2 separate regions of the Homo sapiens genome follow, and region 2 is linked to region 1. The links are chromatin loops, found by intact Hi-C in ENCODE. Cell type or tissue: chondrocyte. All regions are shown on one strand. Each heading gives the region's core, and the rest is flanking DNA. Links, peaks and the distances in the headings are about the cores only.

Region 1 (15,232 bases), core at 3,756-11,755:
ATTAGATTTTCTTCTACCGTTAATTTTTAATGCATGGGAATGACTAATAGTATAAGCCAAATCAGAAAGTCAATTCACATTCCAGATTCCATTTTTAGATGGGCATGAAGAATTCAAATTCTTTTATTCGATAAGCCAGCCCAGTCACTGGAAAAAATTAAACTGAAATATCTGCCTGCATCAATCTCTCTACCAACGTATGACCCTTTCAGGACCAAATGATTATGGGCCACTCTATATGCAGCCCTATAACTCATAGCTATGTAGTGAAATTTACACTTCAGTGAATATGATTCTGTCTCTGTATCAATAATAATATCTTTATATTATATCAAGATGTCTTAATACCTTGCCTTTTCTAAAAAGTATTAGAGTTCTTTGTGATATAGGGCCTCAAAACATTTTATGGACACCAAATTCTATTCTATTCTTTTCTTTCTCTTTCTTTCTTTCTCTTTCTTTTTCCTTTCTTTTCTTCTGTCTTTTTTTCTTCTTTATCCACCTCTTCCTTTTAATCGGTATTGCATCTGAAATAACAAAATAAATTCTCAGTAGCCTAGCCACCTCCAGGTTTTCTTCACCTTTGTTTATGTTTCAAACCACAGCCGGATTCTTTTCTTTTCTCTCTTTTTTTTGCTGGGGGGGACAGAGTTTCCCTCTGTCGCCCAGGCTGCAGTGCAGTGGTGCAATCTCGGCTCACTGCAGCCTCCGCCTCCCAGGTTCAAGCGATTCTCTGCCTCAGCCTCCCGAGTAGTTGGGATTAGAGGCATGTGCCACCACACCCAGCTAACTTTTGTATTTTCAGTGGAGACAGTGTTTCATCATGTTGGCCAGGCTGGTCTTGAACTCTTGGCCTCCCTCAAGTGATCCACCTGCCTCTGCCTCCCAAAGTGCTGAGATTACAGGCATGAGCCACCGCACCTGCTAACCAATCTTGAACACAAATACTAGAACATTTTTCTACCTGGGAAGCTGTGGGATCTGTTCAAGATTCTGGGTTTTTGTTTTTGGGTTTTTTTGTTTGTTTGTTTTCTTTTTTTTTGGAGGTGGGGAGAGAGAGAGGATCTCGCCACATTGTGCAGGCTAGTCTCAAACTCCTGGGTTCAAGCAATTTGTCCACCTCAACCTCCCAAAGTGTTGGGATTACAGGCATGAGCCACCGTGCCTAGCCATGCTCCAAGGAAATTGCTAACCAGTAAGAAAGGAGAACATGAGAGAACAGTTACTGGGAAAAATAAAGTTACTTTTTATTTATACTCCCCAATGAATTGAGACTTCCAACAAACCAGTTACATATACAAAAAAGAAAAACAAAAAAGGAATTTATCAGCTCAATTATTCAACAGATATTTATTGATTGCTTCCTTCGTGTCAGGCACTGTTCTAGGCATAAGGGATTCAGATTTGAAAAATATTAAGCAAAGTCCCCCTCTCCAGGAACTTATGAGTCCAGGGGTAGCACTGGCTCCAAGTGTGGTGCTCAATGTTATCACAGTTTTTTTCTCCCTCTGTCATATTTTCTTTCCTTTCTGTAAACTGAAATCTTGGGTGGTCTCTTCCCTTTTGAAGGCAACATGGCCACCAGTGTTAACAATTCTAATGGGAAGAGAGCCTGTCTTTCCTCGTCATCCTAGCAAAGGGCCAGACTGTCTCATTGACCTGGCTTGGGTCAGATCCACATCTCAGAACCTTACTGGCTAGGTCTCAGTCATTAGGAAGGCCACAAATATTTGTGCAGGTTGTTCATTGTAAAAAAGGACAAGCAGGGGCTGAAATCCAGCGAAGGCTGCATTCACCAAGCCTTTATCCTGGTGCAGGACTGTGTGTGACAGGAGAGAGGGATCTTTGTCCAGTTCACACTAGGACATGACAGTGTCTTGGCCGTGTGCTCACCCTGGAGCAACAGGTGAGGAGGGATTATCTCCACCTGGACTACATGGCCTGAAGGTGGGGAAAGGACAGTTGGGCTTCCCTGGTCCAAAGTCAGAAAAATGAAATGCTGGGCATGCAAAGACAACAGCTATCTACTTCATTCCTGACAGGCATGGAAAGGCAAGGTGGCAGAGTGGAGGGGACCTTGGATTTGGTGTCAAAAGGCCTAGGTTCTAATCCTAGTTTGGAAGGTTGTGGGACATTGGGCAAATCACTTAACTAATCCCCACAACATTTGTTTCCTTTCTTATAAAATGGAGAAAACTGTTGTCTTACCTGCCCTACAGACTCATTGAGAGAGGAAAAAAATGAATAACGTATGAGAATATGGTTTGGAATAAGTTTCTTATGTCCAGAAGGTATAATTATTATCAATGATATCCTCCTAGTCAGTACCTATGGACACAAAAGTTCTTTTTTTTTTTTTTTGTCTTTTGTCTATCTCTTCCATTTAATCAGTCCTGGATATCTGAAATATCAAAATGATTCTCAGTTGGCCCAGACACCTCACACATCATCCAGTGCCCTCACACTTTGAAGGTGCTCAATCAGTGTTTATTCATTGGCTGACCCATGATATAGAAATTCACACTACTCAGGGTTCCTTTCCAAAGTCTTATACAAGCAAAATGTTGTGGCAAAACATTCACCCAACATTACAATTCAAATATTCCAGAAACCTGTAAGCATGCTGTCTTATGATCTCATTATTGGGTCTCAATTTAAGTACTGCTTCCTCAGGGGAAACTTCATGGACTATCCCCAGCCACACCTGCCCCCAGCGCCAGGCCTCCAGCCTGATTCACAACACTTCACACAATTGTCATCAGGTCTGTCTTTCCCAACTGACCGTGTACCCCACCAGGCAGGCAGCATGGCTGTCTTGTTTGCTGTTGCGTGATAGCCTTGGTGCATGGTACATAGAAATAAATCAAGAAATACTTGTTAAATGAATGAGAACATTTGTGGAATTAAATGGAACAAGGTCAAGTGGGACTAGGCAACATACATTTAATTTCCTCTTTCTCTTTTCCTAACATCTTTTTCCAAGCCCTCCATCAACCACATCCTCTGACTTCTGGAACCCCTGTTAAGTAGAGAAAGAATGAGTAGTTAACTTGAACGTGTCCTTTTAAGGACACACAATCAATGACTCTTTAGAAATAAAATCCATTCACCCTGACCTATGTAAGCAATGCCTAAAAAATGCAGGACAAATATAATAATTATAACTCCCTGTAATCATAAACTTATTCTGGAATAATAGTTCTAAATTTTATACCCTTGTATATCCTGGTATGTCCTAATGCTTATATCTGCCTCAAAACCAAGACAGACCTAGGCAGTCATTCCTGGAATCACATACATTACTCCAAGCCAGAAATTAGATTAGAGTGGTTCAGAGGAGAAAGGAGATTTTAGACACAAATTATTCCTTCTTCTTTCCCCTCTTCACCATCCATTATGTAAATTTCATTTACATAATGCAGCTTTTAGCACAAACCAAATGAGTCAGCATCAAGTCAAATGAAAAATGACTTCTATGCCAAAGGAAATTATTTTTCTTTGTGTCAGCCTGCAGTGAGCAAGTGATCTTCTAAGTAACAGAAAATTTATAAAATAAAAATAGAGGTCCAGTTAGGTCATAAATACCTGTTGTGTGAAGATTTTTAATTTATTTTTAATTATGCTAAGATACACAGGATATAAAATTTACCATCTTAACCATTTTAAGTATACAATCCAGTAGTGTTAACTACATTCACATTGTTATGAACCAATCTGCAGAACCCTTTTCACCTTATAAAATAGAAACTCTGTACCCACCAAGTAACACCTCCCTATTCCCTTCTCCCCAACCCCTTGGCAACCACCATTGTACTTTCTGCCTCTATGAATTTGACTACTGTAGGCACCTCATATGAGTGCAATCACACAGCATTTGTCTTTTTGTGACTTGGTTATTTCATGGAGCATAATGTCCTCAAGATTCATTCATGTGGTAGCATGTGTCAGAATTTCATCCCTTGTTAAGGCTGAATAATATTTCATTGTGTATGCATACCACATCTTGCTTATTCACTCATCCATTAATAGACACTTAGGCTCCTTCTTCATTTTAGCTATTGTGAATAAAGCTGCTATGAACATGGCTGTACAAATATCTCTTTGAGACTGTGTTTTCAATTCTTTTGGCTATGTACCCAGAAGTGAAATTGCAGGACCAATGGTAATTCAATTTTTTGTTTGTTTGTTTGTTTGAGATGGAGTCTTGCCCTGGCGCCCAGGCTGGAATGCAGTGGTGCGATATTGGCTCACTGCCACCTTCGCCTCCCGGGTTCAAGCAATTCTCCTGCCCCAGCCTCCTGAGTAGCTGGGATTACAGGCATGCGCCACTGCACCCAGCTAATTTTTGTATTTTTAGTGGAGACGGAGTTTCACTATGTTTGTCAGGCTGGTCTCCAACTCTTGACCTCGTGATCTGCTGGCCTCGGCCTCCCAAAGCGCTGGGATTACAGACATGAGCCACCGCACCCAGCGGTTGTTTTTAATTTTTTTTTTTTAGAGATGGGATCTTGCTATATTGCCCAGGCTGGTCTTGAATTCCTGGGCTGAAGTAGTCTTCCACACACGACCTCCCAAAGCACTGGACTTACAGGTGTGAGCCACCATGCTCAGCCCTATATTTAATTTTTTGAGGAGCTGCTATACTGTTTTCCATAGCAGCTACACCATTTTATATTCCCTGTGTGCAGAATTTTACAAAAGGGTTTGTGAGTTTCAAAGAAATTTAGGGTTTACTTTTCCCCTTCAATAACATTCTTCCTGGGGATTCTCATGGTACTTTGTCTGTGGGAACTCTATGACACCCACCATGTTTTCCCTTGCAGTATAATCGTCTTATCTTCTCCACCTGTCAGAACCCTGAGAGTAGGTAGGATCTAGGTAGAATTCACCTGTAAAGACAGTGATCTGGATGAGTCTCCCAGCTTCCCTGGTTCCCATATATAGTACTGCAGGAAGTTATTGTATCTCTTGTAGGTATCTGATAAGTAAGGAGAATAATGCTTCTCAACAAGGCGGCTGAGAGGATGGGTCTAGAAAATGTATCCTGAGTGCTTAACACAGCACCAGGGACATAGCATGTGCTAACTATTTTATTGGAGCAGGAGAGTGTTGTGGCTAAAAGTGCAGACTTTTAATCCCTATAAGCCTCTGTTTGTTTTCTCATTTGTAAAATGGATTATTCTGAGGATGAAAAAGGATGACCTGTACAAGGTTTATGCAGCATCACATAGCAATTTGCGAGTGCTCAAAAAAATGGCAGTTATCTTTACCATAACCAGTTTCCTGATTCATCTTAGTTCAATATTGATCTATTATGTTTATTCTATCAGTTCATTCAAATATGCCCTGTCAAATCATTCTGGTTCATCCTTAACGGACATTTGGCAGATTTCCTAATCTTCCTGTCACTTTGATAATTTAAAGCTCAGTTTCTGCAGTCCAAATCTGTGATCTCAATTATTATTATTATTATTTTTCAGACAGAGACTTACCCTGTCTCTGTGCGGTGGCACCATCTCAGCTCACTGCAACCTCCACCTACCAAGCTCAAGGGATTCTCCTGCCTCAGCCTTGTCAAGGACAATCCTTGACCTTTCTTGGCTTGTAGATGCATCACTCCAGTCTCTGCTTCCTTCCTCAGGTGCCATTCTTCCTCTCTGTGTGTGTCTCTGTTTTCTTATAAGAAAACCAGTCATAGTGGGCTAAAGGCACATCCTAATGACCCCATTTTAATTGCTTACAGTAGCCAATAGGGCAAAGACCCTACTTCCACATAAAGTTACATCCACAGATATATGGGTTAGGACTTCAACATATTTTAGGAGAGTCACAATTCCACCCAGAACATGTAGAAAAGTTAAAAAAATATATAATGGATACCCATAAAACCACCACTAGATTCAATAGTTGTTAACAGTTTGCCACTTTTGCTTTTACTACCAATCTACTTTTTTACTGTTACTATCTCATCCCTAAATACTTCTTAGTGTGTCTCCTAAGATTAGTCTTTTACACACTACATTATCATACCTGTAAAATTTAAAATTCCCTAGTATCCACTAATAAAGAGTGGCAATAGATTATATTATTACTCAAAAGTATTCACTTTCCTCTTCTCTATGGGAAGATGACACACTCTTCCCCTATAATCTTAGCGCTTGGCCATATTGCTTCAGCAAACATATTGTGAGCAGCAAGATGCACATTGTGCGGTGTAGAAGCTTTTCTAATCATTTCCTGGGTTTTGGGGTAAGACACAGGGATCAAAACAGCTATCAGGAATATAACCATAGTCAACTGGCAGTACAAGTGACTTGAACAGGAAATAAACTTTTGTTTTACAAACCACTAAAACCTAGGGTTGTTTGTAATTGCAGATTTCCCCAGTGAATTTAGAGCTGTTTTTAATGGTTTTTAGGCCAGTATCCAGTCAAGAGTTTTGCATTGTATTTGGTTGTTATGTCTCTTAAATCTCTTATTCTGGAACAGTCCCCACTTACCTTTTCTATTTTTTTTTTTTTTTTTTTTTTTTTGAGACAGTGTTGCTCTGTTGGCCAGGCTGGAGTGCAGTGGCACAATCTTGGCTTGCTGCAAACTCTGCCTCCCAGGTTCAAGCAATTCTCCTCCCTCAGCCTCCTGAATAGCTGGGATTACAGATATGAGCCACCAAGCTGGCTAATTTTTATATTTTCAGTGGAGACAGGGTTTCCCCATCAAGGCCAGGCTTGTTTCCAACTCCTGGCCTCAAGTGATCCACCCGCCTTGGCCTCCCGAAGTGCTAGGATTACAGGCGTGAGCCACCATGCCCAGCCCTCCACTTACCTTTTCTTTCTTCCCTGTTTCTCCTCCTTTTTCATTTTCCTTTTTTCTCCTAGGACACATGTTCAAAGATATTGTTCTTCTTGATAAAATTTACTTTTGAAGAAGCCAAGTCAGTGATCTTACATAATACCCTGCATCCTGAATATGTCTGATTATGTTCTTTTGGCGTGTGTGTTTTTGTTTTGTTTTGTTTTTTTAAGATGGAGTTTTGCTCTTGTCACCCAGGCTGGAGTGCAATGGTGCTATCTTGGCTCACTGCAACCTCTGCCTCCTGGGTTCAAACGATTATCCTGCCTCAGCCTCCCAAGTAGCTAAGATTACAGGCACTATCAATACAATTGCAATACAATTGCAATCAATTATAGTTATTATTTTTATCAATGCCCAAATTATCGCATATTTGGCCAGTGGGAACCCCTTTAAGCTGGCTCATCTTTTTTGAGATACACTCATTAGTCTGAGCATTTCCTTCCTTTCTGGGACAACACAGTGTCCCAGGCTCGCCTAGAATTTCCTCTGCCACAATGTGGAGCCAGCCATTTCTTCAAGGAGTTTATTTTCATTTTCATGGGGAATGGTAATTTGAAGTTAAGATCTGGATGCTTACTGCTTCTGGAGTGTCATTTTATCTCCACCCAATGGACAGAGCTGGGAAATACACTTTATTTTTTTGAGACATTATCTGGATCTGTCGCCCAGGCTGGAGTGCAGTGGTGAGATCTCAACTCACTGCAAGCTCCTCCTCCCTGGTTCAACCGATTCTCATGCCTCAGTCTCCCGAGCAGCTGGGATTTACAAGCATGCCCCACTATGCCAGGCTAATTTTTGTATTTTTAGCTCAGAGTTTCACCACATTGGCCAGGATGGTCTCAATTTCCTGGCCTCAAGCAATCTGCCCGCCTTGGCCTCCCAAAGTGCTGAGGTTACAGGCATGAGCCGCCGCACTGGGCCTGGAAAATACATTTTTAAAAATCATGAATTCAGGGCCGGGCATAGTGGCTCACACCTGTAATCCCAGCGCTTTGGCATGCGGATAGCTTGAGCCCACAAGTTGGAGACCGGCCTGGTTAACATGGGGAAACCCTGTTTTTTCTTTCTTTCTTTTTTTTTTTTTTGCTTTTAAGGAGCGGAGAGTTTAATAGGTAAGAAGGAAGGGAGAAGACAGAAGAAAGAAGCTCCCCCATACAGAGACACAGGGATGGGGGCTCCAAAGCTGAAAGAGGAGGTCCCCACCTGGCAGGGACACCAGCCAGGTATATATGCAGAGGCTGGAGGTGGTGTTTGATTTGCACAGGGCTCAAGGGATTGGTTTGACTAGGCATGACATTCACGTAGCCTGTAAAAAAGCTGACCCTCCCACCCTAGCCTTTTAATATGCAAATGTAGGGCGCCATGATGTTCTACACTCCTGGGGATATTTGGAGGTGGCCATGTTGCCAGGAACATGTGGGGAAAGGGCAGGAAGGCCACAGGAATCTCCATGTTTGGGTGGGCCCACTTTCTAATGGTCAGTATTTGCATATCAAAGGTTGGTGGGCTGCTGCTAAGAGCCAGGGATTTAAGAGAAACTTTTCCAGAGATGCTTTAAAAAACAAAAGCTTCCCTTGGCCAGGCACGGTGGCTCACGCCTGTAATCCCAGCACTTTGGGAAGCCGAGGCGGGAGGATCACGAGGTCAGGAGATAGAGACCATCCTGGCTAACACAGTGAAACCCCGTCTTTACTAAAAATACAAAAAAAAAAAAAAAAAATTAGCCGGGTGTGGTGGTGGGCACCCGTAGTCCCAGCTACTCAGGAGGCTGGGCCAGGAGAATGGGGTGAACCTGAGAGGCGGAGCTTGCAGTGAGCCGAGATTGCGCCACTGCACTCCAGCCTGGGCAACAGAGTGAGACTCTGTCTCAAAAAAAAAAGAAAAAAAGAAAACTTCCCAAGGACCTCTCTTCCTACAACATTCCCCGCTATGGAGATGCCACACTAACTGCTGTTAGAGGGTTTTGGGTTATGGTTCTTTCTGGCTACTTTCTGCTGAAAAGGGGAGTCACATGGGGGAACAGCAGCTAGGGCTCCTCCTGGGGTGGATCTAAGGGTCCTCAGAAGAATGGCATCTCCATGTGTGTTTCAGTTTACAGCACCGTTTGGAGTTTGATTGCTTCTAGGTGAGAAGAAACAATTTGAGTTATAGTATTGAGTATATAGGCTCCAAATATCAATACAAGACATATAAGCAAGAGAGTGCTTAAAAAAGGGGTTAACCAATTCCATAAAGAAGACTGGAATTTATTAAAAAGGGATTGTAGCCACTCAGAGCTGAAGCTGTCATTTTTCCTGAGCCTGTCAATAATTATGATTTGATTTTTTTTTTTTCTGAGATGGAGTTTTGCTGTTGTTGCCCAGGCTGGAGTGCAATGGTGTGATCTCGGCTCACTGCAATCTACGCCTCCCGAGTTCAAACAATTCTCCTGCCTCAGCCTCCTGAGTAGCTGGGATTACAGGTGCGTGCCACCATGCCCGGCTAATTTTTTGTACTTTTAGTAGAAACAGGAATTCACCATGTTGGCCAGGCTGGTCTCGAACTCCTGACCTCAGGTCATCTGCCTGCCTCAGCCTCCCAAAGTGCTGGGATTACAGGCATGAGCTGCCATGCCCAGCTGATTTGATTTTTAAGTACCTGTAGATTTTCCTCTACTTTACTAGCGGTGTTAATCCAAAAGCAGCATGTTTCATTTAAAACTGCATTACTAAACCCCAAAAAAGGCCTAGCAGACTCAGTGATGGTAAAACTTTCATGCTTCCTTTTTGTCAACTATTATCCCTGCTATAAAGATAATAATTAAGCAAAATACTACAGCAATGGAAACTCTCTGTCCAATATTTCAGTTTAAAGATGCTACCATGGGAGGTCTGTTCCAAGATGGCTGAATAGGAACAGCTCTGGTCTGCAGCTCCCAGTGTGATTGACGCAGAAGACGAGTGATTTCCCACTAAGGTACCTGGTTCATCTCTTTGGGACTGGTTGGACAGTGGGTGCAGCCTACAGAGGGAGAGCCGAAGCAGGGTGGGGCGTCACCTCACATGGGAAGCAGAAGGGGTCAGGGGATTTCCCTTTCCTAGCCAAGGGAAGTCATGATAGACTGTACCTGGAAAAACAGGACACTCCCGCCCAAATACTGGGCTCTTCCCATGGTCTTAGCAGCTGGCAGACCAGGAGATTCTCTCCCGTGCCTGGCTCAGTGGGTCCCACCCCCATGGAGCCTTGCTCACTGCTAGCGCAGCAGTCTGAGATCCACCTGCCAGGCTGGAGCCTGGTGCAGGGAGGGGCGTCCGCTATTGCTGAGGCTTGAGTAGGTAAACAAAGTGGCCTGGATGCTCGAACTGGGTGGAGCCCACCACAGCTCAGCAAGGCCTACTGCCTCTATAGAACTCCACCTCTGTGGGCTGGGCATAGCTGAAAAAAAGGCAGCAGAAAATTCTTCAGACTTAAACATCCCTGTCTGACAGCTCTGAAGAGAGCAGTGGTTCTCCCAGCACAGTGTTTGAGTTCTGAGAACAGACAGACTGCCTCCTTGAATGGGTCCATGACGCCCATGTAGCCTAACTGGGAGACACCTCCCAGTAGGGGTCGACAGACTACTCATACAGGTGGGTGACCCTCTGGGACGAAGCTTCCAGAGGAAGGATCAGGCAGCAATATTTGCTGTTCTGTAATATTTGCTGTTCTGCAGCCTCCACTGGTGATATCCAGGCAAACAGGGTCTGGAGTGGCCCTCCAGCAAACTCCAACAGACCTACAGCTGAGGGACCTAACTGTTAGAAGGAAAACTAACAAACAGAAAGGAATAACATCAACATCAACAAAAAGGACATCCACACCAAAAACCCCATCTGTAGATCACCAACATCAAAGACCAAAGGTAGATAAAACCACAAAGATGGGGAGAAACCAGAGCAGAAAAGCTGAAAATTCTAAAACCAGAGTGCCTCTTCTCCTCCACAGGATCGCAGCTCCTTGCTAGCAATAGAACAAAGCTGGATGGAGAATGACTTTGATGAGTTGACAGAAGTAGGCTTCAGAAGGTCGGTAATAACAAACATCTCTGAGCTAAAGGAGCATGTTCTAATCCATTGCAAGGAAGCTAAAAACCTTGAAAAAAGGTTAGACAAATGGCTAACTAGAATAAACAGTGTAAAGAAGATATTAAATGACCTGATGGAGCTGGAAACCATGGCACGAGAACTTCGTGATGCATGCACAAGCTTCAATAGCTGATTCGATCAAGTGGAAGAAAAGATATCAGCGACTGAAGATCAAATTAATGAAATAAAGTGAGCATACAAGATTAGAGGAAAAAAGTAAAAAGAAATGTACAAAGCCTCTGAGAAATATGGGACTATGTGAAAAGACCAAATCCACGTTTGATTGGTGTACCTGAAAGTGATGGGGAGAATGGAACCAAGTTGGAAAACGCTCTTCAGGATATTATCCAGGAGAACTTCCCCAACCTAGCAAAGCAGGCCAACATTCAAATTCAGGAAATACGGAGAACAGCACAAAGATACTCCTCGAGAAGAACAACCCCAAGACACGTAATTGTCAGATTCACCAAGGTTGAAATGAAGGAAAAAATGTTAAGGGCAGCCAGAGAGAAAGGTCAGGTTACCCACAAAGGGAAGCCCATCAGATTAACAGCACATCTCTCAGCAGAAACCCTACAAGCCAGAAAAGAGTGGGGGCCAATATTCAACATTCTTAAAGAAAAGAATTTTCAACCCAGAATTTCATATCCAGCCAAACTAAGCTTCATAAGTGAAGGAGAAATAAAATCCTTTACAGACAAGCAAATGCTGAGAGATTTTGTCACCACTAGGCCTGCTTTACAAGAGCTCCTGAAGGAAACATTAAACATGGAAAGGAACAACTGGTACCAGCCACTGCAAAAACATGCCAAATTGTAAAGACCATCGATGCTATGAAGAAACTGCATCAATTAACAGGCAAAATAACCAGCTAACATAATAATGACAGGATCAAATTCACACATAACAATATTAACTTTAAATGTAAATGGGTTAAATGCCCCAATTAAAAGACACAGACTGGCAAATTGGATAAAGAGTCAAGACCCATCAGTGTGCTGTATTCAGGAGACCCATCTCACATGCAGAGACACACATAGGCTTGAAATAACGGGATGGAGAAAGATCTGCCAAGCAAATGGAAAGCAAAAAAAAGAAAAAAAGGGGGGGTTGCAATCCTAGTCTTTGATAAAACAGACTTTAAACCAACAAAGATCAAAAGACACAAAGAAGGCCATTACATAATGGTAAAGGGATCAATTCAACAAGAAGAGCTAACTATCCTAAATATATATGCACCCAATACAGGAGCACCCAGATTCATAAAGCAAGTCCTTAGAGACCTACAAAGAGACTTAGACTCCCACACAATAATAATGGGAGACTTTAACACCCCACTGTCAACATTAGACAGATCAACGAGATAGAAAGTTCACAAGGATATCCAGGAATTGAACTCAGCTCTGCACCAAGCAGATCTAATAGATATCTACAGAACTCTCCACCCCAAATCAACAGAATATACATTCTTCTCAGCACCACATTGCACTTATTCTAAAATTGACCACGTAATTGGAAGTAAAGCACTCCTCAGCAACTGTAAAAGAACAGAAATCACAACAAACTGTCTCTCGGATCACACTGCAATCAAATGAGAACTCAGGATTAAGAAACCCACTCAAAACCACACAGCTACATGGAAACTGAACAACCTGCTCCTGAATGACTACTGGGGACATAATGAAATGAAGGCAGAAATAAAGATGTTCTTTGAAACCAATGAGAACAAAGACACAACATACCAGAATCTCTGGGACACATTTAAAACAGTTTGTAGAGGGAAATTTATAGCACTAAATGCCCACAAGAGAAAGCAGGAAACATCTAAACCTGACACCCTAATATAACAATTAAAAGAACTAGAGAAGCAACAGCAAACACATTCAAAAGCTAGCAGAAGGCAAGAAATAACTAAGAGCAGAGCAGTACTGAAGGAGATAGAGACACAAAAAAACCTTCAAAAAATCCATGAATCCAGGAGCTGGTTTGTTGAAAAGATCAACGGAATTGATAGACCACTAGCAAGACTAATAAAGAAGAAAAGAGAGAAGAATCAAATAGACGCAATAAAAAATGATAAAGGGGATATCACCACTGATCCCACAGAAATACAAACTGTCATCAGAGAATACTATAAACACCTCTATGCAAATAAACTAGAAAATCTAGAAGAAATGGATAAATTCCTGGACACACACACCCTCCCAAGACTAAACCAGGAAGAAGTTGAATTCCTGAATAGACCAATAACAGGCTCTGAAATTGAGGCAACAATTAATAGCCACCAACCAAAAAAAGTCCAGGACAAGATGGATTCACAGCCGAATTCTACCAGAGATACAAAGAGGAGCTGGTACCAGTCCTTCTGAAACTAGTCCAATCAATAGAAAAAGAGGGAATCCTCCCTAACTCATTTTGTGAGGCCAGCATCATCCTGATACCAAAGCCTGGCAGAGACACAACAAAAAAGAGAATTTTAGACCAATATCCCTGATGAACATCGATGCAAAAATCCTCAATAAAATACTGGCAAACTGAATCCAGCAGCACATCAAAAAGCTTATCCACCACAATCAAGTCGGCTTCATCCCTGGGATGCAAGGCTGGTTCAACATATGCAAATCAATAAACGTAATCCAGCATATAAACAGAACCGAAGACAAAAACCACATGATTATCTCAATAGGTGCAGAAAAGGCCTTCAACAAACTCAACAGCCCTTCATGCTAAAAACTTTCAATAAACAACTCTCAATAAAAACTTTAAATAAACAAGGTATTGATGGAACGTATCTCAAAATAATAAGAGTTATTTATGACAAACCTACAGTCAATATCATACTGAGTGGGCAGAAACTGGAATCATTCCCTTTGAAACCAGTACAAGACAAGGATACCCTCTCTCACCACTCCTATTCAACATAGTGTTGGAAGTTCTGGCCAGGGCAATCAGGCACAAGAAAGAAATAAAGGGTATTCAATTAGGAAAAGAGGAAGTCAAATTGTCCGTTTGCAGATGACATGATTGTATATTTAGAAAACCCCATCGTCTCAGCCCTAAATCTCCTGAAGCTGATAAGCAAATTCAGCAAAGTCTCAGGATACAAAATCAATGTGTAAAAATCACAGGCATTCTTATACAACAATAACAGACAAAGAGCCAAATCATGAGTGAACTCCCATTCACAATTGCTGCAAAGACAATAAAATACCCAGGAATCCAATTTACAAGGGATGTGAAGGACTTCTTCAAGGAGAACTACAAACCACTGCCAAACGAAATAAAAGAGGACACAAACAAATGAAAGAACATTCCATGCCCATGGATAGGAAGAATATTGTGAAAATGGCCATACTGCCCAAGGTAATTTATAGATTCAATGCCATCCCCATCAAGCTACCAATGACTTTCTTCACAGAATTGGAAAAAAGTACTTTAAAGTTCATATGGAACCAAAAAAGAGCCTGCATAGCCAAGACAATCCTAAGCAAAAAGAATAAAGCTGGAGGCATCACGCTACCTGACTTCAAACTACACTACAAGGCTACAGTAACCAGAACAGCATGGTACTGGTACCAAAACAGATGTATAGACCAATGGAACAGAACAGAGCCCTCAGAAATAACACCACACATCTACAACCATGTGATCTTTCACAATCCTGACAAAAACAAGAAATGGGCAAAGGATTCCCTATTTAATGAATGGTGCTGGGAAAACTGGTTAGCCATATGTAGAAAGCCTAAACTGGATCCCTTCCTTACGCCTTATACAAAAATTAATTCAAGATGGATTAAAGACTTAAATGTTAGACCTAAAACCATAAAAACCCTAGAAGAAAACCTAGGCAATAACATTCAGGACATAGGCATGGGCAAGGACTTCATGACTAAAACACCAAAAGCAATGGCAACAAAAGTCAAAATAGACAAATGGGATCTAATTAAACTAAAGAGCTTCTGCACGGCAAAAGAAACTACCATCAGAATGAACAGACAATCTACAGAATAGGAGAAAAATTTTGCAATCTCCCCATCTGACAAAGGGCTAATATCCAGAATCTACAAAGAACTTAAACAAATTTACAAGAAAAAACAACCTCATCAAAAAGTGGGCAAAGGATACGAACAAGACACTTTCAAAAGAAGACAGTTATGCAGCCAAAAGACACATGCAAAAATGCTCATCATCACTGGTCATCAAAGAAATGCAAATCAAAACCACAATGAGATACCATCTCACGCCAGTTAGAATGGTGATCATTAAAATGTGAGGAA
Region 2 (15,232 bases), core at 1,950-9,949, 570 kb before region 1:
TGGCGAGGCTCATCTCGAGCTCTTGATATGAAGTGATCCGCCCGCCTCGGCCACCCAAAGTGCTGGGATTGTAGGCGTGAACCACCACTTCCGGACTCCCCCATTTTAAATCCCTCGCACGTATCAATTTATTTCCTGAAGAAATCCATCTACGTTGAGCATAACCCAATCCAGCTTTTCTCCTCACCGCTGACCCCAATGTATCCTGCACCAGTGACTTCCAATGGTCGTTCCCAGTCCTCATTTTACTCCATCTGTCAGCAGCATTTGGCACATTTGATTAATGGATTGCCCCAGGACTCAGTTCTCCAACCACTTCTCAGTCAGATATCAGCTGGATGATTACATGCAGGCCCTGGAACACCGTTTCCTCTGCACTTCAGACCCTCATATCCAGTGGTGACAGACATCTTTCCCCAGTTGCACTTTACTCAATTGCAAATGTTCAATCGAAGGAATCACCTTTTTCTCCTTTCTCACATACCCCACCGAAACTACCATACCAGCCTTTTGCATTAGATCTATTTAAAAATAAGTAAATAAAGTTCCAAATATGACTGACCACCGTTCCCACTGCTATGGTCCTATGCCATGCCACCATTATCTCTCACCTGGACTTCTTTGATTTTTTGTCCTCCCTTAGTCTATTTACCACACCTTCTTAAAATATAAGACCGGTCTTATCACTCCTCTATTCAAAATCCTCCAAGGCTTTCTATGACTTTTAGAATAAAATCTGACATCCTTCCCCTGGCCTATATCACAGGCCCTACAAAATTGCCAAGTACATCCCGGCCTTGGGGCCAATGCATTTGCCTGGAACTCTTTGCACAGATATTGACACGTCTCATTTCCTTCTTTCCTTTTTTTTTTTTTTTTTTTTTTTTTTTTTTTTGAGACGAAGTCTTGCTCTGTCACCCAGGCTGGAGTGCAGTGGCCCAATCTCGGCTCACTGCAAGCTCCACCTCCCAGGTTCACGCCATTCTCCTGCCTCAGCCTCCCCAGCAGCTGGGACTAGAGGCACACGCCATCACGCCCAGCTAATTTTTTTGTATTTTTAGTAGAGACGGGGTTTCACCGTGTTAGCCAGGATGGTCTGAATCTCCTGACCTCGTGATCCGCCCGCCTCGGCCTCCCAAAGTGCTGGGATTATAGGCGTGAGCCACCGCGCCCGGCTTCATTTCCTCAATTCATTCAGGTTTCTGGTCAAATGTGACTTCAAAGAGTTCTTCTGGGGTTACACTACTCTATGCAAAATAGCGCATCCCTAATCTTTCTCTTGGGAGATGCCCCTGAAACCCTTACTATGTATTATCTTTTTTTCATAGAACCTCTCATCATCTGAAATCATCTTACATAGTATATTTATGTATTTTATTGCCTTTCTTATCCATCAAAAATATCAGGTTTATGAGCATGGGACCTTTGTTTCATTTACTGCTGTTGTGTTTGAACCTACATACAACGGTGCCTGAAATTGGCAAATACTCAATAAGTGTTTATTGAATAAGAAACAAAATGAATACAATCATCACTTTCAAATAAATTCATAGCGTGGCTTTGGTGGTTATACCACAGTCTCTTTAGCCAGATCCTCATTGTGTTAAATTATTTTTCTCCAAATTTGATCCAGTGTAACTACACAGGATGATGAGATCCCAGTACATATATGTTTGTGCATGTGTCCAATTTTGTTCTTTGAAATAAATTTCTAGAAATAGAATTACTGGGCCCAAAGGGGCAGTGTCTTAACAGTTAGTAGCAGAATCAAGGCTAGAATCTTGGACTCTTGACTATCAATCTAGTGTTCTTTCCAATAAACTTCAAATGAATAATGGATATGAAGTCCATATCATGAGAAGGGCTAGTGACAATATGATGTGTGTTAAACATTTAATTATATGACTATATTGGCAAAATCTCAATGGAAAGCTTATTACTTAAAGATGCCTACTACAGCTTAACAAGGAATATGCTCGTTGAATAAATCTGTATATTGTGTGTCTGTTGTGCCGGCACTGGTCTAGAAGGCTAAAAAGACAGACAAAAGCCAGTGGGGCCTTTGAAAAAAGTGTTCTTTCTAGAAGGTGTTCTAGAGAGACACAGACAAGAAGTATACAAACAAGTAAAAACTTCGAATAGTGGTAAGGGCTATGGGGGAAAGTATAATACAGATTAATGTGATAGTGACGTGGGTTGGGGAATAGCTACTTTACACAGGGTGGTCAGGGTAGCCTCTCACAGAAGGTTAACTTTGGAAACAAAATATGAAGGAGTGAATTCTGCAGAGATCTGGGAGACAGCAAATGCAAAGAGCGTGGGGCTGCCATGATCTTTCTGAATTAGAGAGAGGAAGGCAGCCTGTGTGCTCCATAGCTAGTGAGCAAAGAAAGAAAGAGCAGGGGAGATGAAATGGGCAAAGACACACGGTAACCGACTTCTTGCCTCCCTTAGGATCTTGGCACATTATAAAAAACATCGCTGTCATTTGAACCTAAATTACAAGCAGAAATTTTTAGTTTCCACCCTATTGATTTTTTAAAATGTAGATTTATTGAGGGATACTTTACATAGAATAAAATTAACTCTAGGTGAATAGTTATAAGAGTTTTGATAAATACATACTGACATAAAACCACTACCACCCGGATTAAGATGTAGAATATTTCATCACCCCAAACAACTTTTTTTTATTTCAATTCCTTCCCTTTATCCCCATCCTCTAGTAACCACTGATCTGATCCCTGTTCATATAGTTTTACCTTTTGCAGAATGTCATATAAATGAAATTAGAAAGTATGTAGTTTTTGGTGTCTGGTTCCTTTCACTTAGCATAATACTTTTGAAGTCCATCAATGTTGTTCAATGTATAATACTTTGTTCCTTTTTACAGATAAGGAATATTCCATTGTATGAATATACTGTAATTCATGTATCCATTCACTGGTTAATAGACATTTGGGTTATTTCAGTTTGAGGTGATTCTTAACAAAGATACTATAAACATTCCCATGCAAGTCAATTGTATGGACATATGTTTTCATTTCTTTTGGATAACAACATAGTGACAAAATTGCTGGACATTATAATAATTATATGTTTAACTATATGAGAAACTACCAAGCAGTTTTCTAAAGAGGCTGCTTATTTTTCATTTCTCAGCAATCTATCGGAGGTATAGTTGCCCTCAATCTGCAAATTGGTGTTATCCTTTTAATTTTTACTTTTTGCTATTCTAATATCTGTATAATGATTTTAATTTGCATTTCCTTAGTATTGGGTATCTTTCATGTGTTTACTGGCCATGTATATCTTTTCTTTGGCGAACTGTCTGTTCAAAATTTTTGCCCATTTTTTAAATTGGCATGTTTTCTTACTATTGAATTGTAAGGGTGCACACACACAAATACACACAAGATATAAGTCCTTGATAAGATATGTCTTTTACAAATATTTTCTCCTAGTCTGTGGTTAATCATTTCATTTTTTAAGTGTCTTTCAGCAAGCAGAGTTTTTTTATTTTGATGATGACAAGTTTATCAATTATTTTATTTTATGGCTCATACTTTTTGTGTCCTTTCCAAGAATCTTTGCCTAACTCAAAGTCAAAGATTTTTCCTCTGTTTTCTTCTACAAGTTTTCTAATTTTAAGTTTTACGTTTAGGTCTATGATCCTTTTGGGGTTAATTTTTGTATTTGATGCCCAGTAAGGGTCAAAACTCCTTTTATTTGTTTATTTATGCTTATAGAAGTCGAATTGTTACAGCAACTTGTTGATTTTGTTGGCCTTACTACCTCTGTCATTGGTAGGCAGGTTTATAGATAGTAATCCCTGAGCGTCTGTTAGTCAGTTACATTGTATCTTTGGCTTGCTGATCAGCCCGGCAGAATCATTGGAAGATAGCAAGTAAAAATTTTTATCTCCAAGCTGGGCATGGTGGCATGCACCTGGGGTCCCAGTTACTTGGGAGGCTGAGGTAGGAGGATTGCTTGAGCTGATATAGCGCCACTGTACTCCAACCTGAGCAACAGAGTGAAACTCTGCCAAAAAAAAAAACGGAAAAAAAAAGGCTGGGCATGGTGGCTCACGCCTGTAATCCCAACACTTTGGGAGGCCGAGGCAGGCACATCACCTGAGGTCAGGAATTCGACACCAGCCTGACCAACATGGAGAAACCTCTACTAAAAATACAAAATTAGCCAGGCATGGTGGCACACGCCTGTAATCCCAGCTACTCAGGAGACTGAGGCAGGAGAATCACTTGAACCCGGGAGGCAAAGTTTGCAGTGAGCCAAGATCGCACAATTGTCCTCCAGCCTGGGCAACAAGAGTGAAACTCCGTCTCAAAAAAAAAAAAAAAAGAAAAGAAAAGAAAAGAAAAATTTCATCTCCAGTCCCTGTTTCTTCCTGATTTTTATAAGCTCATATACTGTATATGGTTTTAACGATGCACTTTTTTTTTTTTTCTTTCTGGAGACAAGCTCTTACTGTGTCACCCAGGCTGCAGTGCAATGGTGTGATCTCGGCTCACTGCAGCCTCTGCCTCTCAGGTTCAAGTGATTCTCCTGCCTCAGCCTCCTGAGTAGCTGGGACTATAGATGCACACCATCACGCCCAGCTAATTTTTTTACTTTTATAGAAACGGGGTTTCACCATGTTGTCCAGGCTGGTCTTGAACTCCTCACTTCAGGTGATCCACCTGTAGCAGGAAGAGCCGCAGACAAAACTCCTCAGACACCGGATTAAAGAAGGAAGAGGTTATTTATTCAGCCAGGAGCGTCGGCAGACTTGTGTCTTAGGAGCCAAGCTCCCCGAAAAAGAAATTCTCGGCCTTTTTAAAGACTTACAACTTTAAGGGGTCCATGTGAAAGAGTCGTAATACATCAAGCAAGCGTGGGAAACGTGACTGGGGGCTACATGCATCAGCTAACAGAACAAAAAGTTTTACAATGCTTTTTTCATGCAGTGTCTGGAATTTACAGATAACACAAGTAGTTTAGGTCAGGGGTTGATGTTATTGTTACTTTTTTTAACTCCTAGGGCTGGGTGGTGTTGCCAAGGTTGTCTGGCTATTTATCTTACTTTTGTTTTTTTCCAACTTTTTGCTTTTTCTCTCTTTCCTCCTGTCTTGTGAACTAGGCAAGGTGAGGGGAGGAAGGCAGCAGGAGTAGTAGTGGTCTCCTGCCTTATACCCACCTTGACCTCCCGAAGTGTTGGGATTACAGGCATGAGCCACCGTCCCCGGCCTTAATGATGCACTTTGGATGAGAGTCATTGCTAATGTATTTTTTTTCTGCAGTCTGCAGTATAGTTTCAATTCCTAATCACTATTTTTTTGTTGTTGTTACTTCATGGCTGCTAATGACCTTATCACTAAAACGTCAACAATCCAGATCTGTGTGCAGCACATGGGTGGGGAGAGTGCTTGTGGTTTGCTTTGCCTACAGCATTTTTTCTTACCAGCAGGGGGAGCAGCAACCTTGGCATTTGGAAATAATCCCCAGCTTAAACTTTTCTATGGGAAAGATTTGTGTCTTGCATATTGGGTCCTCCTGAGTTGTTACTTGCAGGCTGAAGAACCTAAAATGAATTTGTAATCCTACAAAAAGGCAGGTAAGCCCTTTTGAATTTGTTGTAGCTGTTACTATTAAAATCTACATTTACCTTATGTGGAATTTCACCAGAGGAAAAAAATAGCCATGCCATCATCATACCTGTTCTTTGAATTATCACAAAATATACCCATTACGGCCGGGCACGGTGGCTCACGCTTGTAATCCCAGCAGTTTGGGAGGCTGAGGTAAGTGGATCACCTAAGATCAGGAGTTGGAGACCAGCCTGGCCAACATGGCGAAACCCTGTCTCTACTAAAAGTACAAAAATTAGCCAGGCGTGGCTGTGTGTGCCTGTAATCCCAGCTACTCGGGAGCCCGAGGCAGGAGAATCGCTTGAACCCAGGAGGCAGAAGTTGCAGTGAGCTGAGATTGCAGCATTGCACTCCAGCCTGGGCAACAGAGCAAGACTCCGTCTCAACAACAACAAAAAATAACTGTTTTATTGATTTATTGATTGATTGATTTTCTATACACTCCCTAAAGGATCTGGGCTCTGTCCGATCCATTTAAGTTCCCGCTTTAAGATCCATCTCAAAGATGGTCTTCTCCAAAAGGTTTCTCTCAGTTCACCCAAATAAAAATTACCTCTCACCAACTCAAAGCCTCTTTCCTTTACTTCTTACAGCACTCCTCTAGCTGAAGTTGTAATTATGCGCCTGTTTTATTTCTATGGCTGTAGCTAAGTTCCTGACTTATCTGGGCATCCCCTTAACAATCCCTGGAATTACCTCACACATGGCCAATGTTGAATATATTTTTGTTCAAAGACAGATTTGAGCAAAAGCAAAAGAAAGAAGAAAAAAAATCTCCTGAATGGTGTGTGTACAAATGTGAACTACCTGCTTTCAGTGTAGCTTCATATCAGGATCAAGACTAAGTGGAGGTGTGTAAGGAACACGCCTCATGCACAAAATTAAGGAGGAGCAAACTCAGTAATCAAGATAAATAATATCGGCTGGGCGCGGTGGCTTACGCCTGTAATCCCAGCCCTTTGGGAGGCTCACGCAGGAGAATTGCTTGAACCTGGGAGGCGGGGGTTGCGGTGAACTGAGATCGCACCATTGCACTCCAGCCTGGGCAACAAGAGCAAAACTCCGTCTCAAAAAAAAAAAAAAGATAAATAATATCTTAACACAATATTTTAAATTAAAAAATTAAGGGAAAAACTCATGATCTACAAAATATTACAATTTCTTTTCAGCTCTCGCAACTTCCACCTCCTTGGTTCAAGTGATTCTCCTGCTTCAGCCTCTCGAGTAGCTAGAATTACAGGCATGCGCCACCATTCCCGACTAATTTTGTATTTTTAGTAGAGACGGGGTTTCTCCATGTTGGTCAGGCTGGTCTCGAACTCCCAACCTCAGGTGATCCGCCTGCCTCGGCCTCCCAAAGTGCTGGGATTACAAGTATGAGCCACCACTCCCAGCCAAAATATTACAGTTTAAATAAAGACAGGATTAGTAGTTCACATACCACCATTTAGAGAAGAGAGGTTTTTCATGAAACTGTAAAAGGCCAGAATTATTTTCCCGAGGGTATGGGTGGTAGTGCCCTCTTAGACAGGATTTTAAAGTTTAATGATGCATTTATTCACCCCCAATATATATATTATATATCATATATATTTTAATATAGATTTGTAATGTATATTAAAATATACATTACAAAAATACAATATATTTATATATTATATAAATTATATATTATGTATTATATATTTTATATTATATATAATGTATTTATATAATTATATATTCTGTATTTTTATATATTATATATCTTTGGCGAATGGATGTATTTATTAGGAAATAAATATTTTGAGAAAGGGTCTCACTCTGTCGCCCAGGCTGTAGTGCAGTGGCAGGATCTCAGCTCACTGCAACCTCTGCCTCCCAGGCTCAAGTGATTCTCCTACCTCAGCCTCCCGAGTAGCTGTGACTACTGGCATGTGCCAACACGCCCAGCTATTTGGATATTTCTTGTAGAGACAGGGTTTTGCCATGTTCCCCAGGGTGGCATTCACCCAATATTTATTGCTCACTTACTACATGCCAGCTACTTTCCTAGGTGCTGCAGTCACAGTGGCCCAAACCATGGCAAGTCCAGGTGCTACTTCCCTACAGTTATCTGGGAAAGTCTTTACCCACTTGATTCCACCCTGCTTCAGGTCCAAGATGAACTTCTCTTAGAACCTGGGCTTCTGACAGAGACAGATTTTATGAATTCTGACCCCTGTGGGTTTCTTTACCCCATTCAGTCTCCAGTCTATGTATTGCACAGAATTTGACTATCTTCCTTCTAGTCTCCTTTCCTTTGTCTCCTTATCATCTTCCACCACCTCTGACACCTGAGTCCCAGTTTGTCTTCCAACATGTGTTAACCTGAGAATCCCCCCAAATCAATCAGGGTAAAGCAGAATGGAAAAGAGTCTGGCCTGAGATTCCATAGACCTGATTTCAACCAGTCAGATAGGTAACCTCAAGCAAGACACATTATTCTCAGTAAAGTGAGAATCTCAGGTCAAACCAGTGGCCTCCAAGTCACGGAAATGCATTCCAGGTGTCCCCTGAGGCAAAGGGGAGCCAAGCTGGTGGGGCTTCAGGCTGCCCACTCTACCCCTACTTTCAGCCAGAGGACCCTCACCTTCATCTCTTTTGTTTACTAAGTTCCATTTATGATTTTATATTTTTAATTTTTTAAAAAGAACAATATGTGCAAAAGTTTGACAAACACTGAATCATATAATCTCCAAATTTCTTTGAGATTTGATATTGATTAGTACTGTTATTATCTCCCTATGTATTTATTGTTGATTACATACAAATTAGAGAAAGCAATCTCACAGATTTCAAAGCGCATTTGAAGAGTCATGTCTGATGAGGGAACAAAACTTTTCTTCCAAGGGGTTAAAAAGATGCCCTGTAATTCCACAACCAGTCTACCTTCTTCCCTTTTCCTATAATTAAAAACTTTTTTTTTTTTTTTGAAATGGAGTCTCGCTCTGTCACCCAGGCTGGAGAGCAATGGCACGATCTCAGCTTCTGGATTCAAGCAATTCTTCTGCCTCAGCTTCCCAAGTAGCTGGGATTACAGGTGCCTGCCACCACACCCAGCTAATTTTTGTATTTTTAGTAGAGATGGGATTTCACCATGTTGGCCAGGCTGGTCTCGAACTCCTGACCTCACATGATCCTCCCACCTTGGCCTCCCAAAGTACTGGGTTTATATGCATGAGCCACCATGCCCAGCCAATAAAAACATACTTATAATAGAGACGGGGTTTTATCACGTTGCCCAGGCTAGCCTTGAACTCCTGGACTCAAGGGATCTGCCCACCTCAGCCTTCCAAAGTGCTGGGATTACAGGCGTGAGCCACCGTGCCCAGCCAACCACTCTACTTTACTTTTTAAATAGACTATTCTTTAGAGCAGTTTTAGGTTAACAGCAAAGCTGAGTGGAAAGTATAAAGAGTTCCTATATACCCGCTCCCCCCACACACTCACAGCCTCCACTGTCATCGACATCCTGCACCAGAGTGGTTCATTTGATTTTGATGAGCTGACATTGACGCATCATTAGTACCTGAAGTCCATAGTTCACACTGGTCTTCACTCTTGGTGTTATACACTATGGGTTTGACAATATATGATGACACGTATTCACCATTATGGTACCATAGACAAAGTTTCACTGCCATAAAAATCCCTTGTGCTCTGGCATGTCCTCCCTCTCACCAAACCCCTGGATATCATTATCTTTTGTTTGTTTGGGAGTTTTTTGTTTGTTTTGTTTTATTTCATGTTTTAGATTCATAGTCTCACTCTGTTGCCCAGGCAGTGGCACAATCATAGTTCACTGTAGCCTCAAACTCCTGGGCTCAAGCATTCTCCTACCTCCTTCTCCTGGGTAACTGAGACTACAGGTGTGCACCGTCATTCGTGGGTAACTTTAAAATATTTATTATTATTTTTTGAGACAGGGTCTTACTATTTCACCCAGGCTGAAGTGCGGTGGTGTGATCATGCCTCACTGCAGCCCCAACATCTCAGGCTCTGATGATCCTCCCACCTCAGCTTCCTGAGTAGCTGGAAGTCAGGAGTTTGAGACCCACCTGGCCAATATGGTGAAACCCCCTGTCTCTACTAAAATTTAAAAAATTAGCTGTGCATGGTGGCACATGCCTGTAATCCCAGCTACTCGGGAGGCTGAGGCAGGAGAATCACTTGAACCCAAGAGGCGGAGGTTGCAGTGAGCTGAGATCACGCCACTACACTCCAGCCTGGGGAACACATTGAGACTCTGTCTCAAAAAAAAAAAAAAAAAAAAAAAAACTACCAGACTGTTTTCCTCATTGGCTTTCTTTACATGCCCACTAGAAATGTGTGGGTGGTATAGTTTCTCTGGTTTTACATCATAATTTGGTGTTGTTCCTTATTTATTATTTTTGTTTTAATCATTCTAATATGGTTATAGTATTATCTATATGTGTATAGTATTAAACCATTGTGGTTTTAATGTGCATTTCCCTAATGACTAATGATGCTGAATATTTTCTCATGGGCTTATGTACTATCTGTATATCCTCTGATAAAAATTTGATATCTTTTCCCCATTTTCTAATTGGACTGTTTGTTTTTTTTAATGTTGAATTTTGAGAGTTCCTTATATATTCTACATACTAGTCCTTTGTGGAATATAAAGTTTGCAAATATTTGCTCCAGTTTTTAGCTTGTTTTTATTCTTTTCCCCGGGTCATTCATAGAGTGAAAGTTTTTAATTTTGAAGGAGTCTAGTTTATCAATATTTCCCTTTACTAGTTATACTTTTGGTGTTGAGTTTAATAACTCTTTTCCTAGTCCTAGTTCCCAAAGATTATCCCCCATGTTTCTTTCCTAAAAGTTTTATAGTTTTCTGTTTTTTAAAGTAAGTCAGTGATCTATTTTGAGTTCATTTTTTTAAATAAGGTGTGAGCCTAGGCCAGGTGCAGTGGCTGACGCCTGCAATCCCAGCACTTTGGGAGGCTGAGATGGGCAGATCACCTGAGGTCAGGAGTTCGAGACCAGCCTGGCCCACATGGCAAAACCCCATCTCTACTAAAAATACAAAAATTGGCCAGGTGTGGTGGCGCATGCTTGTAGTCTCAGCTACTCAGAAGGCTTAGGTGGGAGGATTGCTTGAGCCTGAGAGATTGACGTTTATGTGAGCCAAGATTGTGCCACTGCACTCCAGCCTGGGTGACAGAGCAAGACCCTGTCTCAAACAAAAAAAAAAAAAAAAGAAAGAAATAAAAAGAAAAAAACCCCTTTGTCTTTTCTAGAAAGTGTATGCATACAGTGCTAGTTCCTTTACTTACCTGTATCCCACACGTTTTGATATGATTTCTATTTCTATTTTATTTCTGGAGTCTCACTCTGTTGCCCAGCCTGGAGTACAGCGGCATAATCATAGCTCATTGCTACTTTGAAATCCTAGGCTCAAGCAAACCTCTTGTCTCAACCTCCCAAAGTGCTGGAATTATAGACATGAGCCACTGTGCCCTGCCAATTCAATGTAATTTTTATTTCCCTTAAGACTACCATTTTGACCCTCTTTGACCTCTTAGATTCTAACAACACAGTTCTAAGTGGAGATTTTCCTGTTACCTTTCTGTTATTGATTTCTAGTTTGATTCCACTGTGGTCAGAAAACACATTATATTATTTCAATTCTTTTAAAGTTGTTGAAGTTTCTTTTATGGCCCAGGATGTTGTCCTGATCTTGGTATACGTTCTGTGGTATCTTGATGAGAATGTGTATTCTGCTGTTGTTGAATGGAGTGTTCTATTAATTTTGATTAAATCTTGTTAGTTGATAGTGTTACTGATGTCTTCTGTATACTTACCAATTCTCTGTTTAATTGTTCTTTAAATTTTTGAGAGAGGGGTGTGGAGGTCTCAAACTACAAATTTGGTTTTGTTTATTACTTTCGGTTCTACCAGTTCTTACTATACATATTTTGCAGCTCTTATAATTGGTTGAAACACTTTTAGAATTGCTATGTCTTCTTGTTCCCTTTAATATCCTTTTTGTCATTATGCCACTCTGTGGTAATTTTCTCTGCTCTTCAGTCTATCTTATATTAATATAGCTATTTCTGGTTCACTTTGATTAATGTTTTTGTAATGTATCTTTCTTCATTGTTTTACTTTCAAAATGCCTATGTCGTTATATTTGTAGGGAGCTTTTGTTGACAGCATGTAGTTAGGTCATGCTTTTTTGTTCACTCTGCCAATGTCTTTTAATTGGTGTATTTAGACCATTTACATTTAACGTGATTATTAATATGTCAGGGCTTATGTATGCCATTTTATTTTTCGCTTTATGTTCTCTGTGTTTTTGTTTCTATTTTATTTTCCTGCTTTCCTGTGGTTTACTTGAGCAGTTTTTGAAATTCTGTTCTGGTTTATCTATAGTGTTTTTGAGTATATCTTCTTTTTAGCTTTTTTAGTGATTGCTGTAGGTATTCTATTATGTATACATAACTTTTTTACAATCTATCGCGTCATTTTACTAGTTTGAGTGAAATATGGAAAACTTACCTCCCTTTCTATCCCTTTACTCTCCCACATTTATAATATAGTGGCCTTAGATACTTCCTTTACAAAATTTTAATCCCATCAGACAGCTTAAACTGTCAAACATAACTTAGAAAATGCAAGAGAAGAAAAATCTACTGTGTTTTCCCATATTTTTGCTTACCATGTTCTTTCTTCTTTATCTTCCACAATCTCTCCCTACTTTTTATAAATCATTTCCTTACTGTTTACAGAACTTCCTTTAGCCATTCTTGTAGGATAGGCGTACTGATGACAAATTTTGTTTTCCTTCAACTGATGATGTCTTGATTTTCCCATTATTCTTGAAGTATTAATTTGCTGGGATGGGATTCTGGGTTTTCAACTCTTTTCTTTCAGCACATGAAAAACAATGTGCCACTTACTTCTGTTTTCCATGGTTTCTGATAAGAAATCCACTGTCATTTGAGTTGTTTTCCCCTGTAGATATTACACCATTTTTCTGTAGCTACTTAAACAAAAAAAATTTTTTTTTTTTTTTTTTTTTTGCGACAGGGTGTTTCTCTGTTTCACAGGCTGGTGTGCAGTGGTACGATCACAGTTCATTGCAGCCTCAGCCTCCCAGGCTCAAGCAGTCCTCCCAACTCAGCCTCCTGCGTAGCTGGGACTACAAGTGTGAACCACCATGCCTAGCTAATTTAAAAAAAAAAAATTTAGAAACGGGTTCTCCCTATGTTGCCCAGGCTGTTCTCAAACTCCTGGGCTCAAGTGATCTTCCCACCTTGGCAACATTTTTTGTTTGTTTGTTTTCAGAATTTAATTGTGCTTTGTCTTAGCATGGATTTCTCTGAGTTCACCCTATTTGGTGTTATTTCACCTTCTTCAATCTGTAGATTTATGTCTTTTGCCAAATTTGACGGCTTTCAATCACTATTTCTTCAAACTTACCCCTTCTTCTCTCTTTCTAGGACTCCAGTGACACAACGTTAGATCTTTTGTTATAGTCCCACAAGGCCTTGAGGCTTTATTTTTCTTCTAATCACTATTTTCTATGTTGTTTAGATTGGGTAGTTTCTATTATCCTCTTTCAGTTCACTGATTTTTTTCTCTTCTCCTCCATTCTGCAGTTCAGCCCAACCACTGAGCTTTTTTCTTCAGCTATTATAGTTTTAGTTCTAAAATTTTCATTTGGTTCTTCTTTTTCATCTTCTTTTTCTTTGTTGAAGTTTTTTTATTCTTTGCTGAGGATTTCTATTTCTTTCATTTGTTCCAAGCACATTCCTAACTCCGTTTTCATGGACGCCTTAAAATTTTTATGATATTAACTTAACATCTCTGTCTTTTTGATATTGTCACCTATAGTTTGTCTCTTTTCATTCCATTTTGAATTTTCCTATTTCTTGGTGTGACTCGTGATTTTTGGTTTAAGTCTGGACATTTATTCATTGGGAGACTCTGAATCTTATTTAAATTTACTTTCAACAGGCTTCTTATGACTCTACTCCAGCAGGAGATGGGGAGGGGGTGTGCCACCTCGTTACTTCTATAGCAGTTCAGGTTCCCTACTTGGCCCCCAGGGTGGACTTACCATGACTACTGGGCAAGGGTGGGAGTTCCAACTCCCCATATGGACACCACTAGCACAGGGAAGAGGAGGGAAGGGCTTCATTACCAGCTATCAGGAGTGAAAGTCAAAGTCCAAGCTCCTTCCTTGGCATTCTCTGATACTACACACTTGGGGTATAGGAGGCCTCGTTATAGCCTCATGAGGATGTTAATCTCAACTCCAACTCAGCCTTTGCTGTCATGAGTGAGGGTGGGGCCACAGCTTTTTTTTTTTTTTTCTTTTCTGTGATGTTTGGCTGAAGTTTGTGTTTGTGTAAAAGTTTTCTGCTTTTCTTGGCTGCCCCTGTCCTGGCCCTTTATTTATTTATTTTATTTATTTATTTATTTATTTTTTCCTGATCATATTTTTTGTTGGGATTTTTTTGGTATAGGTGGTTCCAGCTTCTTCACCTCCAGGTTGTGGAATATATGAGGCAAAAATTAACCAAACAAACATAAAACCCAGGGAAATAACCAGCATGTTGTTCCTCAGTTCCTGAAGTTCCTAGCTTTCTTTCCACCTTTCAAGTCTTCTGCTGTTTGTTTTATATGTAATGTTCAAAATCTTTAGTTGTACTGATCAGGAGGAACAGAGAAAAACACGTCTACTCCAACTTTCTGGAAGCAGTAAGAAGTGAATTATCGAAGCAATCAATTAAATATTTGTTTCCTTTTTTATCTCTACATGTTTTGAATTTTCTAAAATAGACCAATTAATTTGGCAGTAAGCAAATATACCTAGTTTTAAAATTATTTAAATTCAAAATTGTATATGCTACGTTATATCCTTCCTGGCTATCATCAACACTTTTCATAAGGTTAGTGAAGTCTCAAGGAGGTGACCCCAGCGCATTACACTGACATAGTGTTGTAAGTTGTGTTCTTTGTGAAGCGGATTTTGAGACAGAGTTTTGTGGGAAGGATGTTTGTTAAGGAGTGCTCTTAGGACCAGCACCTGTGGAAGGGAAAAGGGTGGAAGTAGGAGTACACAGGGAAGGAAGGTGAATTTTGATGCAGGCTCCTCAGGAAGCTCTGGAACTAGAATAGCCCTTCAGACTTGGTCTGTATTGGGCTGACAGCCAGACTTTCATACTCTGCATCACTCAGTTCTTGATGTGGGCTCTGGAAAGAGCATCACATTGGGTGAAAGAAATCTCTGCAACTGGCACAATTTCCAAACTCACTGCCAGCTGAAACTTGTCTGCCGGCAGCATTCTCAGCAACTGAGGACACAAGTCCTTCATTGAAGGAGGGTCTTGATAGTGCATCACCACGTATACCCCACATGGATATTTCTTTTTTTTTTTTTTTCTTTGAGACAGAGTACCGCTCTGCCACCCAGGCTGGAGTGCAATGGCCGATCTTGGTCACTGCAACCTCCACCTCCCAGGTTCAAGAGATTCTACTGCCTCAGCCTCCTGAGTAGCTGGGATTACAGGCATGCACCACCTGCCTGG

What was found. Hi-C counts contacts between places; a loop is a spot of excess contacts. Peaks named below come from ENCODE experiments on the same cell type or tissue, not always from the same donor. Only the 100,000 strongest peaks of a DNase experiment are listed, where the experiment ranks them.
Region 2: it touches region 1 in a loop (4-fold over the local background); 4 of 110 quality-filtered maps call a loop at or near these places.

The regions. Positions count from the first base shown.
Region 1 is chr5:157,711,230-157,726,461 of GRCh38, forward strand. No RefSeq gene overlaps it. Among named protein-coding and RNA genes, the nearest start is that of THG1L, 13 kb to the right of the region's middle. In chondrocyte, for the core only: a CTCF peak has its summit at 7,449; no DNase peak of the experiment used is centred there.
Region 2 is chr5:157,143,584-157,158,815 of GRCh38, forward strand. No RefSeq gene overlaps it. Among named protein-coding and RNA genes, the nearest start is that of MED7, 8.3 kb to the left of the region's middle. In chondrocyte, for the core only: CTCF peaks have their summits at 5,456 (motif pointing right) and 5,658; no DNase peak of the experiment used is centred there.